2 separate regions of the Mus musculus genome follow, and region 2 is linked to region 1. Evidence: chromatin loops called from intact Hi-C (ENCODE). Cell type or tissue: gastrocnemius. All regions are shown on one strand. Each heading gives the region's core, and the rest is flanking DNA. Links, peaks and the distances in the headings are about the cores only.

What was found. Peaks named below come from ENCODE experiments on the same cell type or tissue, not always from the same donor. Only the 100,000 strongest peaks of a DNase experiment are listed, where the experiment ranks them.
Region 2: it touches region 1 in a loop (6-fold over the local background); 14 of 42 quality-filtered maps call a loop at or near these places.

The regions. Positions count from the first base shown.
Region 1 is chr16:19,097,476-19,105,841 of GRCm38, forward strand. It overlaps LOC105246083 (a long non-coding RNA gene), which reads left to right. Exons shown (of 3, transcript XR_875947.2): 2 at 1,777-1,872. It also overlaps Igl. Among named protein-coding and RNA genes, the nearest start is that of Gm35545, 120 kb to the right of the region's middle. In gastrocnemius, for the core only: no CTCF peak of the experiment used is centred there; a DNase peak (open chromatin) is centred at 4,548.
Region 2 is chr16:19,198,618-19,206,983 of GRCm38, forward strand. It overlaps Igl, Iglc2 and Iglj2. Among named protein-coding and RNA genes, the nearest start is that of Gm35545, 16 kb to the right of the region's middle. In gastrocnemius, for the core only: no CTCF peak of the experiment used is centred there; DNase peaks (open chromatin) are centred at 3,607 and 5,285.

The DNA.
Region 1 (8,366 bases), core at 247-8,246:
GCAGTTGCTTCCCTTAGTCATACATTTTTTTCAATTATGTTTGTTGTAAGGTGGTGGTGTGTGTGTGTGTGTGTGTGTGTGTGTGTGCATGTGTCTATGTGTGTTTGTGTCTAATGTGAGGGGGACTATAGCCCAAATTTTCTGAATTTTCTGTATGTGTATCATTGGTATATGAAATAGATTTTGGTTTTTAGTTTATTTTGAATCATTCCATTATGCTGAAGTTATTTATTAGCTTCAAAACACTTGTGTAGTGTTCAGAGTATCTTGTAGAAAAAAAAATCATCATCTGAAAATAGAGTTACCTTAGTGTCTTTTGCCATTCATAACCCTTTTATTACCTTCCATTAACTTACTGCTTTAGAGAATATTATAAGTAATAAATTGAACAGTAGTGCCAGGTTTTGACATCCTCCTTTTTTCTCCCATCAGTGGAAATGCTTTACATTTTCCCCACATAATTTTTGTTATGTTGAAGTATACTCCTTTCATCCCTAGGCTCTCTATACATTTTGTAAAATGTAAAGTTGTTTCTGACTTATCACATAGGAGGTCTGAACCTCAATAGTATGAATGAATTACTTAATGCTGGGAAGGATATGATTACATTAGGGTAAATGTGTAGTTGCAAAAAAAAAATTGATTTCATGGTGCAATGAAATATGTAAGCAGGCAGCCCATCCAGAGCATTAGGCAAATTTTTGGGATCTATAGATTTGTCAGCATAATAATGTGCATTATGTTTAAAACCAGAAAACAAAATATCAAGAAAACAAGTTATCAAGTTGAAAATGTACTTAGCTTTATGGAGACTTGATGTGCCAATGTTGGGTGATACACAGAAGGGCCTCCATGTCTTAGAGGACATGGACAGGGGTATTGTGAGAGAGATTGTGTGAGGGATGGACCAGGAAAGGGGGGATAGCAACTAAGATTTGAAGTGAATAAATAAATGAATAAATAAATAAATAAATATAAAACAAAACAAAACTAAACAAACAAACAAACAAATAGTTCAGATAGCTATCTACACAATAATACCCTTATACGCATAAGTTGCTGTTTTGACATGTTCCAACCTCAGGTTGAGAGAAGATGTTGTAGAAGGGGTGAATGGAAATCGAGGAAGACAGATTCATAGTTAGTGATGGATGCAAGATGAAAATTCTGTAATCTCCTTGAAATAGTTCTTTCTTGCAGACCAAATCCCAGTCTTTTATATGCTAAGCTACTTCTTTAGAAATTGAATACCAGTTTAATCATGTACTCCAGGTTCACTTTTGATCATTCCTTGAATCAATATTTTATTACCTTAGCCCCTTGACTCTTAGAAATAGAATCTGAAATACAGAACACAATTGAGGCAAATAAACCAGACACCAAATACATTTTGTGACATAGCAAGTCCTATGTATTATTGGCTGTCAACTTGACTAATCTCGAATAAACTACAGTCCAGAATTGGAGGGCTCACCTGTGATCCAGGACTTGAAGTTGGAAGACAGATGTTTCTGACCTGAATCTTGTCATGGAGATCTTGAAGCATAGTGGCTTTGAAAAGCTTAGGCTCAGGCATGGTAGTACATGCCTTTAATCTCAGGCACTAAGGCAAGGAGATCTCTGAGTTCAAGGTCAGTTTGGGACAAAGCAAGTACTAGATCCAGGCCAGGTGGTGCACATCTTTAATCTGGCACACACCTTCTGCTGGAGAACTACAACAAGACATTGGAAGAAGGAAGATTCTCTCTTTTTCACCTGATTTCATTTACTTTCCAGAATATCTATTGGCACCTACTTCTACAAAAGACCAGCTGAAACATCTAACCTGGTGGGACTGAGCAACTACTAGATTCTTCGACTTCCCATTCACAGGTGAACATTATTGGGGTGGTTGGACTACAGACTTTAAGACATCACAATAAATTCCCTCAATATTAAGTGACCTTCCATAACTTCTGTGACTCTAGAGAAATCTGACTAATAAAAAAAATGTACTGTGAGTGGTTCTAGAAGAGCAGAAGTATAAGGATGGTTCTTTTTAAAGTCTGGAATTAGCTTAATAATTTGTCAGCACCTTCTAATTCACCAGCACCTTCTAATTCACTGAAACTTCTGCATATATTCTCTCTCCTGGGAGTTCAGAGAATATTGAAGGCCTGTGGTAGAAACTATATTTCAAATTAAAGAATCTAGTGCCTTTAATTTTCTTGATCCATCAATTATAACTGGCAACGTATAGGATGGCCCAGTGTACACAACTTTCTACAGTTTGTGGGGAAATATGAAAATGATTTTGCTTGTTTGTTGCTTTTAGTATCTCTGGAAAAATTGATGAAGGAAAATAATGAGCTATGTGATAGAATTGATTGGCTCCAGATGCAAATAAGCAATCTAAAGTTTTCTAAATGTGCCCTTGAAGAAAATATTCTCTACAGCAGAAAATCAAACTGAAGCTCATATTATAAGGTTGGCTGAATTACAGTGAAAATTCAAGTCTCAGCCTCAGAGCATGTCTTCAGTTAAGTAAGGGCAATATTTGGCAAAGAAGGGGATCCTATAACTTGGGATGGGGATGCATGGGAGGACCCTGTTGAAGCTGAGAATGTTGACTCTTCAGATTCTGAAGGGTCTAGCTCACCTGAGGAAGTAGTACCTTCAGATCCACCTCTTGAAGCCTTTTTCACATGAAGAAAATAATCCCTCAGAGTCTGATATATCAGCAGTGACTTTCTTTGAAGAAAGTGTGGGGCAAGACAATACTGATATTCCTCAAAGCCCACAATAGTTTCTTCTAGACCTATAATGAGACTCAAAGCCCCTAGAGAGGATATAGAATGTGTATTCCATGAGGAAATGAACTACACTACTAAGGAGCTTAATGAGTTTGCTAATTCATTCAAGCAGAAATCTGGGGAATATGTGTGAGAATGGTTTTAAAGGTGTGAGATAATGGTAGATGCCACACCATCTCCAGTAGAATCTGTGTGACAAGTTCCACAGACTGAGGTGATTGACCTCAGTAGGGGGAGGCCTCCTGGAACCAATTGCCGAACTCTTTGCTGGAGAAAAAATATTGAGCCATAATTCTTATGGCAATCTATCTGTTCTGTTTTCTCTTATTCCCTTTCTTATTTAACATGTTCCTGGCAGCCTAGGCCAAGAGCTTAAGTGAGAATAATGGGTAAGAAACTATTCCTAGAGATGGCACCACTAACATGACCTTATCCCCCGGTAAACCAATGCTTTACTTTCTAAATCATTTACAAAACTATTATGATAGATAAAATTTTCCCAAGAATAAAATTTCATATGGTTAGATGTGTGTCATCAAAGGTGGATTTTGGTGTATGGTAAAGGAAGCTTTAATTAGAAAGAATTAAAACAGTTTAAATTTATACATTGAAGATTTATAAAAAAAACAGGCACTAGATGATAAATAATAACTGACCATGGTGCTTGAAAGTTAGGTCAGTGGTTTAGAGCACTGACCGTTAAAGATTTATTGTCCTGCTCCTGGAAATATGCCACTAGCCTTGAATGACAGCCCCCACTGAATACATCCTTTTAGAGTTGTTATATTTTGATGATTTATAATGATGTTACCTGTTCTGTTTGTGAGTCACTGAATATATATTTTCAGAGTTGTAATGCTTGGACGATTTTTTGTGCTTTATTGTGCCAAATGATTTTTGTTGGTATCTGTTGTGGATAGCCCTGGGGCTAATTAAATTACAAAATAATAATAGTTATGTCCAATTATATCTGAGATAAAATAGTCTTTTAATTGGACAGAAAGTGGGAAATGTTGTGGATAGCCCTGGGGCTAATTATATTTGATTCCATTTTTCTGTGAGTGGCAGCGAACAAGGAATGAGTAAGCAATCAGGTGATTTCCTGTAAATCTGTTTCCCACCTTAATTTGTAAAATAAAGGAGAGCCGCTTATTGGGCAGATAAAAGGGAAAGTGGAGCAGAAGGGGGGGGGAGAGAAGAAGGAGAAAATGGAAGAGGGAGAGGACGCAGAGGAGGAGGAAGAAGGAGACAAGTTGAGCAGAAGCACATGGCCTGGAGAAACTGTAAGTTCTAAGGGGTCTCATAAGCTGTGGAAGATGGTAGTATAGTGGTACATCTGCCCAATCTAGGCTCACAGCATGTAATCATATTAACTGTGTTGTGTTTTCATTGCTGGGGCATATTTGGGATGGGAGATTTAACGCAACAAAATGGTGCCTAATGTATTGATTTGAATTCAACTAAACTGAGATAAAAATTCATTGCCCTCCAACCCTTGAATGAGGCTTGGGCAGTCACCTAGCCTATAGCAATATGGATTTGAAGCTGGCTAGATTTAAGGAACCTGTGGGAACTAAAAAGGGGAAAGAGGGGAAGGAGAGGGAAAGGAGGATAGCCCACGTCTGGCCAGAGTTCCACCTATGCTCTGGGCAGGCAGACATGGGTGGGCTCCCAGATGCTTTCCACTCGGTCCCGGGTGGGCATCTAAGCCACTGACCCCACTCAACAGGGTGTGGACAAGGGTCAGCCCCTGACCAGGGACCTGGGCCAACACCCTGTCCCCTGGGGTTATGGGAGAGAGCTTCCCACACAGGCGAGAGTCTGTGCAGTGGACCTTGATGAACAGAGACAGTCTATGATTTTAGAGCTTTATTATAGAAAGGCAAGGAAGGAGAAAGGACAGAAAGTAAGAGAGAGAGAGAGAGAGAGAGAGAGAGAGAGAGAGAGAGAGAGAGAGAGACTGGCCATGACCAAGAGGAGAGAAGGGGAAAAGAGAAAGAGAGAAGAAAGGCTAGAGAGTAAGAGGAAGAGAGAGGAGAGGAGAGTTGGAACAAGAGAGTGAGAGGAGTGAAAGAGTGAGGAGGGGCCAAATAGCCCCTCTTATAGTTGGGAGGAGTTTAGCCTGAAGGTCAGAAGCTTGGGACATTGTCTACGTGACTACTAACCATGCTTCTCTTGTGGGGGCTGAGGGGGCGGTAACAGGAGCCAGGGTTCCAGGAGACACGAGAGAACTCCTTCTGTCCCATGTAGGTAAATTATCAGCACCAGGTCCTGGGGTTTATACCTCAGCTCAACTGGAAACCAGGCTGTCTGTTCATAGCCCAGTGCCCCACAGGGGCCTACAGAGAACAGCAGAGGGGCATCTATGCCTGAGAGAGCCTTTCTGTGTTTGCTTCCCTATATCCTTCGTTCCCCACCCTGCCTACCCCATCTCCAAACAAGGACACAGACAACCTGGATCTTTTTACACTCAGCTTCTCCCTGTGAATAAATAATTGGGAGACTAAAGTACAAAGGACTATGTACCACGTAATTCATTTCTATAAAGAGAGAAATATAACCTTTTGATACTTGAAGAAGGTATAAAAATTTAGTGCTCTAATAAGGCGTATGTGATACTCATATTCTGTCTAACATGGGCTCCATGGACATTTGGGTTTAAATCCTGGTTTGACAAGCTGCCTCTTATAACTAGGTGTAGTACCTAAGATGGGAAATTTCACCTGTGGTTCAGAACCAGATAGAGATTATTAGTCACTGACTCCTAGAGAGAGCAGTGATAATCACCTGCTATGAAGAGGTATTAATTAATTGAAGTCTGTGGTTCAAGGTAGAGAGTGCCCTAACAAGTTTTACAGGGTACTCATATTCTGTCTAACGTGGGCTTTATGGGAATTTTAGCTTTAAATCCTTGTTTGACAAGCTGCTTCTTATAAGCAGGTATGGAAAGGGGAAAGGAAAGAACAAAGGAAAGGAAAGAGCAAAGGAAAGGAAAGAGCAAAGGAAAGGAAAGAGCAAAGGAAAGGAAAGAGCAAAGGAAAGGAAAGAGCAAAGAAAAGGAAAGGAAAACAGAAGTGTGAATTAATTGTTTTAAAGACTGTATAATAAAGTCTGTAGGAGACTCATATTCTGTCTAATGTAGGCTCCACAGAATTTTGGGTTTAAATCCTGACATGAGAAATTAGAAAGGCCTAAATAGGCTAAAATGCATGTGATTTTGAATATTGTGCTGGTTTTATTGTTCCTCTGGGACAGAGGGCTACAGGTTTTCTTGGTTACCAGCTGAAGGGTATGCTGATTTGGGGAAAAGGTTTTGTCTTTTTGTTTTTGGAAAAGGTGATTAAGGTATTTAATAACTTCCAGAGTTATATGGATCAGATTTGATAGGGGGAGACCCCCCTGAGAACTAGATTCCAGAGAATGAAACAAAAAGTTTATTTTGATGATACTAAAATTTTGATTTGAGATTTATATATTACAGAATACATAGCCTTGGTGAATTTCATCGTCAGACATGTTGAACTCCCGATGTCTTGGTTTTTCATCAGGATCCATCAGAGACTAATACAATTGTTGGTGTAGCCTTCTTAAGGCCAACTAATTCTCCCATTTCCTTACCCTTCCCTCTCCCATCAAAAATATCTCAACATCCATATTCAGCTTGAAGAAGTTATGAAGAGTCATCATCCCAGTTCCCTAGGTTTTGGGACTGGGGGTGGTTATTATAGGTTGTCTTTGATATTAAAAATTTTGAAGTACAAGGCTTGAACCCCGTCCTTATATTGCTGTTATTATAAACAGATCTGAGATGTTTAAGCCTGTGAGCTAAGGGCCAAATAGGAAATTCATGGCTCTGAGTTTATTGTTAGGATATCCTCAGTTATTTTAATTAGAAATGGCTGAGAGTAGTTAACAAAGAACACTCTAGATTACTGAACATAGTTGGCTTACAAAAACATCAGAAGTCCACAGAATGTAAATTTTAGTGTTATTTATTCACTAGTCTTTGAGATCAGTCTGCTCCTGAAAGCTTTCCCTGTCTTGGACTCAAAGAAGAAACTGAGCATCTTTGAGTTACTCCAGTTGTGGCAAAACAACCACTAGGCAAGAATTGCCTCATTCATCTACAGACATAATACTCTCCAAAGAAAGGACACAATTACAGCTTAGGATAGCTTGATTCTGTTGAGACAGAGTAGGCTAGTCTTTAAAATTCCTGTTTCTCTAAGTCTGTCAGATTACCCTGGCCAGTAGGCTGAAGACCGGTGCTCCAACATACTGAAGTAAGGGACTGTTCAGGTGACCAGCGGTCTCTATGGATTGGATAAGTTTTGGAAGCTGTTTTAGGCTTTCTGTATGTTTTCAGTTAATATCAGTCATCTTGGATTTCTGATGGGGTTGAAAAATTGCATAGTCTCCTAGTCAACCCAGGCTTTCTACTTTGAGAGGAACAGTTTTGAGAGGATGGTGTTCAGATGGCATTCAATCTAAAGCCAAGACATAGCCAGATGTAGAATTATAAGTCTTTTAAGTAAGGATAGATGACAGAGGTTCTGTTTAATTAACAAAATGATGGACTGGGTGTTAGGTCTCTTGTACTTTATAAAGTCTCTTTACTTTACAAAATAATAATAGCTATGTTCAATTATATCTGAGATTAAATATTGGCTAGGTAAAAAGTTCAGCAGGAGGAACAGAATAGAGTGGGTAGCCAGGTACCTGTCCACAAGATCTATAGCTATTTGTTCTTAACTAGGGGTAGGCTTCAATTTTTCCCACAGAAATCTCAACTAAACCAGTACTTTTCCACTAAGGCCAAGACTTTGTAAGTAAGCACTTAATGGTTGACAAGGCAGTTAACATTCAAACAGGGTCAGTCCAACAAAACACTGACAATCTTACCACTAAAGTGGTTAACTGACTATCCCATTGGGATTGAACAATGGTCTGTGATAAAAGGAAAATCACAGGAACTAGAACAATTAGTCCAAGAGCAGCTTGGGACTCAGTATATAGAAGAATCCACAAGCCCTTGGAATTCTCAGTACCTACTTTTAATAGAAAGCTGTCCAATAAAATACCATTGTAATGTCCTACCTCAAGGAATGTTAAACAGTACTACCTTGTGCCAATATTTTGTCAAACAACCATTAGAGATAATTTCCTCAATCTATAATTTACCAGTATATGGATGATATCTTATTGATTGGTTCAGATACAAATAACTTGGAAAGAATATTTGATGAAAAAAAGAAAACCTTGTCTCACTGGGTATTACAAATTGCTTCTGATAAAAAACAGAGAGGAGATTCTATTAATTACATAGGATATTAAATAAGTCTATGAAATATTAGAGAACAAATGCTACAAATTAGGAGAGCCCAATTAAGGACTCCTAATGGTTTCTGGAAATGATTGGGAGATATTAACTGATTTACGCTTACAATTGGCTTGACTACTCAAGAACTAAGTATTTTTTTTCAAACTTTGCACATGATAAAGACTTAAATAGCCAAACAAAATTATCAACTGAGGCTGAAAAGGAGTTGGCTCTGATAGAAAAGAAACTACAGG
Region 2 (8,366 bases), core at 135-8,134, 100 kb after region 1:
CTCCACTGGTCCGATGTCAAATGTAGGAAGCTGCTGGCCATGAACTTGTTGCCCTCTTTGGTGGGATTTGAAGTGTCCACACCCTGGGTGATAGGTGTACCATTTGCCTTCCAGGCCACTGTCACACCACTCGGGGAAAAGTTGGAAATCAGACACACCAGTGTGGCTTTGTTTTCCTTGAGCTCCTCAGAGGAAGGTGGAAACACGGTGAGAGTGGGAGTGGACTTGGGCTGACCTGTGCGAATAAAAGAAGGGATTGGTTCAGGAGACAATATAAAAACATCAAAATCTCAGTGACTGCTCAATTTGGCCACGCTTTTTACCTGGCACTTTTTCCTTTTCCTCACCTGCCCCATTGAGCCTAGTTGAGTACACACAGTTTTCTCACTAACTTTTTCAAAACATACTCTCAAGTTACATATACCTGACTCTTCCTTTCTGCCTCATTTCCACTATCAGCAGATATGGCTCTGCTCTATCCACCCCATTGTTTTTAATATAACTGGGGATTTGGACCACATCTGATCACCTTCCCCAGAGCAGTTATTTCCTCTTTGCTCCTGTGGTGATCAGAGCTCTCTGGTAAACAGGGTAGATCCCACTCTTTTTTTTTTTTCAGACTGCATTTCGATTGAGTAGGTCCCTTCTTTATCCCCAGCACCTGGGGACACTGAGTCTCTAGTTATCTTGGACAGCAAATTCTCTATATAAATCCATTCAGCTTTTCCAATATGTAGTGGCTTCCATCCAGAAAAGATCTGAGGCTACTCTGGGGTTGGTGCCTACTGCACATTTTGATCTGATCACAATACTCTTCACTATGTTCTAGAGTTTTCTTTCCTCAGGAGGTAGAGCACAGCAGCCACTTGTTCACTGAAACAGCATCCTTCCATGACAGTAAGGTAGTATTCCAAAACCCCAAGTTTGTCCCTCATTCCTGATCTCCTGCATATACTAGGCCATTTGAGGAAAACGAGAAGCTGGCAATGGAAATGTGAAACAGCAAGATCCAGGATTACAGAGCTTTGTAGACAGAATCCCTGATTATCAAATGACCAGTATCTGGTTACTCTACTAGTCAGTGCTGTCTCTATGTTCATAGGACTTTAGCAGCCCAGTTTAAGAACAGAGATCTCAACATTATTACAAGACTACTCTGTCACTATGCTTCTGTGGATCTAATTTAGATAACCTCACTCTCTGTAACCTGTGCTTATACCTCTAGATCTAATCTTGGACAACTTATAAAGATATTGTGGACTCCATGAAGGTCCTAGTGCCCCCCCCCCCCTTTGACCTGGACCAGAGTCCCAAATTATCAATCCTCCAGAGAACAAGGACGGTGCCATTCACTTTGGCTATACAGTATCTAATGCCCCTGAGATCACAGTATATCTATAAGAATGTAAAGCCAGCTGATTCTACTCTTCTGGTTCTTCCTTCTGATTACTTTAAAATGGTCCACCCACCTCTCCTAGCCACAGTGGAGAGCAGATGAGAAATTTTTCCCAGAGAGAAAAAAGACCCTTGCAAGACAACAAGGGCTGGGCTTATTAGGAAGAAGCTTTGAAACTACTTACCTAGGACAGTGACCTTGGTTCCACCGCCGAAAACATAACACAATGACTAAAACCCAACCCAAAACCTATGGGGCCAGCACCTGGTCCTGTTCTCTCACAGCTGAGCTGAATCAAACTACTAGCTAGCTACAATGGGTGGAGCTATGACCTCACTTGAGAAGCAGTGGGTGGTAATCCTTTTATAGGCTTGTCTTCTTGTCAGGCAGGTACCCCATGGAGTTGATTCAACACCATGTACTCTCTGCACTATTTCTGATACTCTCTATGCTGACAGCTGTGTAGTAGATCCCAAACAAATGCAAAATGACATATTAATTCAGGTGTCTTTGTTGAATGACATAGATTCCCTTGATTTTGGCTTGATTTTACAGGCTGAGTGTTTTTTTTTTCCCCTCACAAACATATTGTTCTACTTGGTCAGCTTCTTTAGAACCAAGGACAAGGGGCACTTCTTGCCTTATGAAAGAATGCTCCACAGAGAATTCTCTTCAAATTTCAACCCACAGAGATATAACTCATTTCCACTTCATTCATATGTGTTTTCTTACAATATAGTATCTGTCCACTATTTTATTTATCTATCTGCACATACATACATACCTATTTTTATATATACATATACCCAAGAAGAGTCACAAATTATCCATCTCTTTGTTTTCCATGTTAGAATGTAGACTACTCAGGCTTTCACCTTCATAGTTTCCTGAAATTTATAATGCAAAAGACAAAATTATCCTTCTCTCCATTTTGTAGTTCACCAGCACTCCATGTGGTTCAAAATATGTATATTTCTTATTAATTTTCTCTCCTCTGTGTCTGAAACTGCCCGTATTCTATTCATTTTTGCCTACTCATTCTGACTATTCTGACCATTCATTCTTACTTTATTTTTCCTTTCATTTTGATCTGCAAATGTCTGTTCATTCTAACATTAACACCAGGGTTATGCCTTCCCTATCCTCTTCGTGCTATTACTGTAATTGACTCACATTGTGCACTCTGAAAACCCACAGCTACCCAGGAGTCATTTACAGAATGTTTTCCACTCATTGAATACTTTTCTTGACATTCTACAACATAGCATGCCATTAAAATGCTCAAATGATAAAGACTAACACTCAGCTCATACAAAAAGCTAATGATAAGAATCAATAAATAGGTTTTGTTGAAATTTGATTTCATCTCCCAAGATAATTTTTAAATAAAGAACTCTTCATGTGTATGTATGCATGTGAGTTTCTGTTTGTGAATTTAGTGCTCTTAGAGACCAGAAGAGGCTGCCACATATTCTGGAGCTAGAACATGTGTCCTGGGGACCAAATGGGTCTTCTGTGAAACAGAACATTCTTTAAACACCGAAAAAGCTCTCCAGCTCCCCATGATTACTAAGTTACAGTGGAAGATTACTTAGTGCATTGAGGCTGCCAGTTGATTTTTCCTTTCTTTTTCCTTACTTTATTTAAATTTCATCAGTGTGACAATTTTCTATTGGTTAAAGACTTGTAGAAAAGGTATTTATTAGTCTATTAGCAGCATAAACCCAGCTCTTGTTTGTTACTAAATAAAGAAAGCATTCTTCTTTTCATTTTAAATGGAAACTACTTCCTCAGTAGTTAATTTTTCTTAAATTACAGGATTCTTCCTACTTAAGGCAAAACATTTAAGTCAGAAACAAGGGCAATCTGTCACTTTTCCTTTCATCAGTTACAATATTCCACTCTTCTCGACACTAGAATAGGCCTGGGACACAAATGCCTGGTAACATGCCAGACAATCAACAGAGCAGCCTACAAGAGTCAGCTGAGGAGTCATGAAAACTAAGTGAGTCAATGCAGGACCAGCCTACATAATCTTCAAAATTCTCCTCTGTATGAAAAATCCATTGTGATTAAGTAACATTGTAGAAAATACTATAGAAATAAGCAACATAGAATGTAATATAAACATGATTTGGTTGGTAAATAAACTACTTGGCTATTTAACATAAAGGCAAGTTATCAGAGAACATCTGGGTAGTGGCCAGCTTGGTCGTGTCCCTAGGGACTGGTGAAGAAAAAAATAGATGAGCATAGTTTTCTAAGTGCCAAAGGAATAATATGGAGCTCTGAAACATCTTCCAAGTGTCCAGAGGTTTTCATGTGTTCACCCAAGTGGTCAGGAAGAAAAGAGCCACTGAAAGCATGAATTCAGGGTCTGTGTGTGTGTGTGTGTGTGTGTGTGTGTGTGTGTGTGTGTGTGTTTGTGTGAAATGGCTTTCTAATTCAGTTTTTAAGGTGGCCCATGAACTCTGCACTTAGGTCAAATAAGATCAACTGTTTCTTGGACAGAATAGCCCAGCCTATTCATCTCCTGTTTGGCCATTTCCTGAGTCATTGAAGAGCCTTGCAGGATGTGACTCTATATGGCTCACAGAAGTTGTAATGGTGAGATCATGTTGGATCTTTCAAGCATGGACTTCAACTTTCTTGTGTGAAATGGAATGGTGTTCTACACTAGGAGTGTTGGGACAATAAATAGCATTTATTATCTGCTGGCTCTGTGCTGCTGTCTAGTTAACAGTGCTCCCGTGTTGACTTTTCTTCTTCTTTTGGTTTCTGAGGAAATTGTCAGGAATCCTCTTATAAGTATTCCTATTCTGTTGGCATCAACAGGAATTTAAGGAAAAGGAAGGCAGAATATATATATATTAGTTGGGGTCTAAAGTGAGCTAGAATCCAAGAGGTGGGGTGCATATAAGCAGTGCTCCCTGGGTGCCCGGGGCCCCCCGTAGCAGAATCGAGGCGTTTCTGCATTAAAGGCTGTTAAGAAGAATCCGACCATGTTGTGTCTTCCTTGCCAGCTGAGGTGGGTGCAACAACTGGTGGCTCAATGGGGACCCGAGGACAACAACCTCGCGGATTCAGAACTTTTCAGCCAGGGAACTGTGGTACTGGTAAGTCTCCCAAATTGATCCCCGGTTAAAAGAGGGGATATGTTTTTCTCGCCCATGGACCCAGTGTGGGTAGCTCTTATCGTTGTTTCATTTTTTTGTAATTTATGGCCTCTGCTTTTGTTTGATAGAAGTAGTTAAGGTAGGTCAGAAAATTCTTACGGAACAACAAGAAAGCATGTCAGAGGAAGATAAGGAACATATGAGTAAAGGAAGGAAAAGGGGAGAAAAGGAAAAAGGAAAAGAAAGGGAGAAAAGACAAATACAAAAGGAAAAGGAAACAGTAATAAAGAAAAGGAATTAGCAAAAGTATATCCCTCTTTAAAAGACTTATCGCTAAGTCTATCAAGTTCTGACTCCAGTGGATCAGAGCTTAGTGAGGATGATGAAGCTGACCTAGAGGAAGAGGCAGCTCAGTATGAGAGGGATAGGTATGATCCGGATTGGCCATATAGAGCCAATCCATTGAAAAAGGGAGTATCAGCGAAAAAAAGAATAAAACCAAAAGTGCTGACATCTCTGCCTTTCAATCCTAATTACACAGAAAGAAAGGAGCCCACCATGGCTGCTAAACCAGGTACCTCATTCTGTCTGGAGGTTTGGAAAGAAGTTGGTCTAAGTTACCCTGTTTTTGCTGATGGCCAAGTGCAACGGTATCATGAGCCAGTGGATTTCAAAACTATTAAGCAACTGGCAGAGTCAGTCTGTACTTATGGGGTGGGTGCAGCTTTTGTGGTTGCACAAATTGAGGCGCTTGCCAAATATTGCCTCACCCCTGGGGACTGGAAAAATGTGGCTCGGGCTTGCTTGTCGTCCGGGCAATATTTAGACTGGAAGTCCTTGACTTATGAATATGCAAATAGTCAGGCAGCGGCCAATTTAGCTACAGGACAAGATCCTCAGAGACATTGGGATGCAGACATGCTGCTGGGTTTAGGACGTTTTGCTTTAGATCAAACAAATTATCCTAAAGCAGTCTATGCCCAAATAAATGAGGTAACTACCAAAGCCTGGAAGGCATTGCCAAACAAAGGCACAGTCTCAGGCAATCTTACAAAAATCTTGCAGGGTCCCACAGAACCATTTTCAGACTTTGTAGCATGCCTAGTTGAGGCAGCTACTAGAATCTTTGTTGACCCTGATACAGCTATGCCTTTAGTCAAACAGCTAGTATATAAGCAATGCACTAAGGAATGCAGAGCAGCCATTACACCCTATAAACATAAAGGTTTAGAAGTATGGATGAAGGTTTGCAGAGAACTAGGGGGCCCGTTAACCAATGCAGGCCTAGCGGCAGCTGTAGTGCAATTGGTTAGATCTAATAATGATACTTGTTATAAGTGTGGCCAAAGAGGACATTTTAGAAGAAACTGCCCTGAAAATGAAAAACGGGCTGCATTAGATAAACCTAGACAGTCGGGCTTATGCCACAAATGTAGGAAGGGAAAACATTGGGCTAATGAATGCAGATCTACAAAGGATATAGAAGGCCGACCATTATAAGCAGGATATGGTGGCACCAGGCCAAAAAATGGACAGCAGGGCCCACGTCCCCAGGGCCCTTAAATATATGGGGCTCTTCAGAATGACTAGAAGAAACCTTGGCCACCTCTCCATCATCCGAGAGACCACCGAGAGCCACTACTTGCTCTGCAGGATTGGACCTCCACTCCACCACCAGACTCGTATTAACCCCACAGATGGGGGTACAGCCCATAGATACAGATTTTAAAGGCCCCCTTTTCAAAGATACTGTAGGACTATTGCTTGGCCGCTCATCTTCTGCTTTAAAAGGATTACAGATAACCCCTGGACTATACTGGAATTGTAAAGGTTTTGGTAGCCTCCCCTGCTGGCATCTCAGCTATCTCCCCAGGAGATAGAATTGCTCAATTGTTGCTATTACCCAGTTTACATAAATATTTCCCAGCAAATAATAAAATAAGAGGAGAGAGCAGACTAGGTTCTACAGGTTCTCGGTTCACTTTCTTATCAATGGAATTAGGAGATCGCCTCATGTTAGCTTTAGAGATTGAAGGATGATCCTTTTAGGATTATTAGACACTGGTGCAGATCGCAGTATTATCTCCACTCATGATTGGCCGTCAAAGTGTCCCTTGCAGACATCATCTCAAAGCCTGCGTGGTCTGGGTTATGAGACTGCCCCTCTTATTAGTACTAAGGAATTGACATGGAAAAATGAGGAAGCTAAGTCAGGAAAATTCCTCCCCTACATTGTGGACATACCTGTGACCCTATGGGGCAGGGATGTCTTAACCAAGATGGATCTTAGATTAACTAATGAGTATTCCCCACAAGCTCGAGAAATTATGTCTAGGTAAAGGATTGGGAAAGTCATTACAAGGCAGTACTATGCCAGTACCAACCAAGTTTAAACTAGATAAAAAAAAACTGGGTTTTTCCTAGGGGCCGTTTAGGGCAGTATACCCATTACTTGGAAAACAGAGGAACCTGTATGGGTTCCTCAATGGCCTCTTTCCTCTGAAAAATTGGCAGCAGCCAGGGAATTAGTAAGGGAACAATTGGAATTAGGACATATTAAACCCTCCCAGTCACTATGGAATACCCCTATATTTGTAATCAAGAAAAAAATCAGGTAAATGGAGGCTTTTACATGATCTTAGAGCTATTAATAGTCAAATGCAAATTATGGGCCCAATACAAAGAGGCCTGCCCCTGCTCTCTAGCCTGCCTGCTGATTGGCCTATAATAATAATTGATATTAAGGATTTTTTTCTATTCCCCTTGCATTGTGTGATAGCGAGTGCTTTGCTTTTATTCTCCCCTCTGTAAATAATGAAGAGCCTGATAAACGGTATCAAGGGGTCATTTTACCTCAAGGCATGGCCAATAGTTCTATTATGTGTCAACTTTTTGTAGGAGAAGCCTTACAGCCTGCCCATGATGCATTTCCAAAAGTGAGGATAGTGCGTTATATGGATGATATCCTCCTTGCTTCTAATAATAAAGAAAGTTTAGATAAAGCTTATATAGAATTAGTAAAAGAATTAGAAAAGAAATGATTATTTGTAGCACCTGACAAAGTTCAGATGGGAAATTTAGGAGAGTTTTTAGGTACCCAAGTTACTTCGCATTATGTAGCACCTCAAAAGATTGAATTGCGCAAAGATCATTTAAAAACATTAAATGATTTCCAGAAATTGTTAGGTGATATAAATTGGATACGCCCATATGTGAGGCTACCCAATTCTGAATTAACTCCACTCTTTGATATGCTGAAAGGTGACCCTTAATTGTCATTCCCCCCGTGCCCTCACTCCTGAGGCCCGAGTTGCCTTAGGAAAGGTAGAGAGGTGCTTAGAAAAAGCTAAATTATGTAGATGGAAAGAAGGAGAGGACATACATTTGTGTGTCCTGAAGATGTTTCGCCAACCAACCGGAGTAGTGTGGAAATCAGGTCAACTATTGTGGATTTATCCTCATGTGTCTCCTAATAAAACTCTTGAATATTATCCCACCGCTGTAGCCCATTTAGCAATCTTGGGCATTAAGTCATGCATTCAACATTTTGGAGCCCCCCCCAAAAAAATTATTACACCATATGATGCTAACCAAATACAAACCCTGAGCTCTTTAGTTGATGAATGGGCTCTGTTACTTTGTAGTTATGATGGGGAATTAGATAATCATTATCATAAAGATCCCTTATTACAATTTTTTACTGAACATCCAGTGACTTTTCCAAAGGTTACAGCATCTAAACCCATACCAGGTGCATTGGATATTTATACAGATGGTTCTAAAACAGATGTTGGTGCTTATGTGATTAATTCTCAAAACCCTGTTTTATTTCAATATGATCCTGGTACCCCACA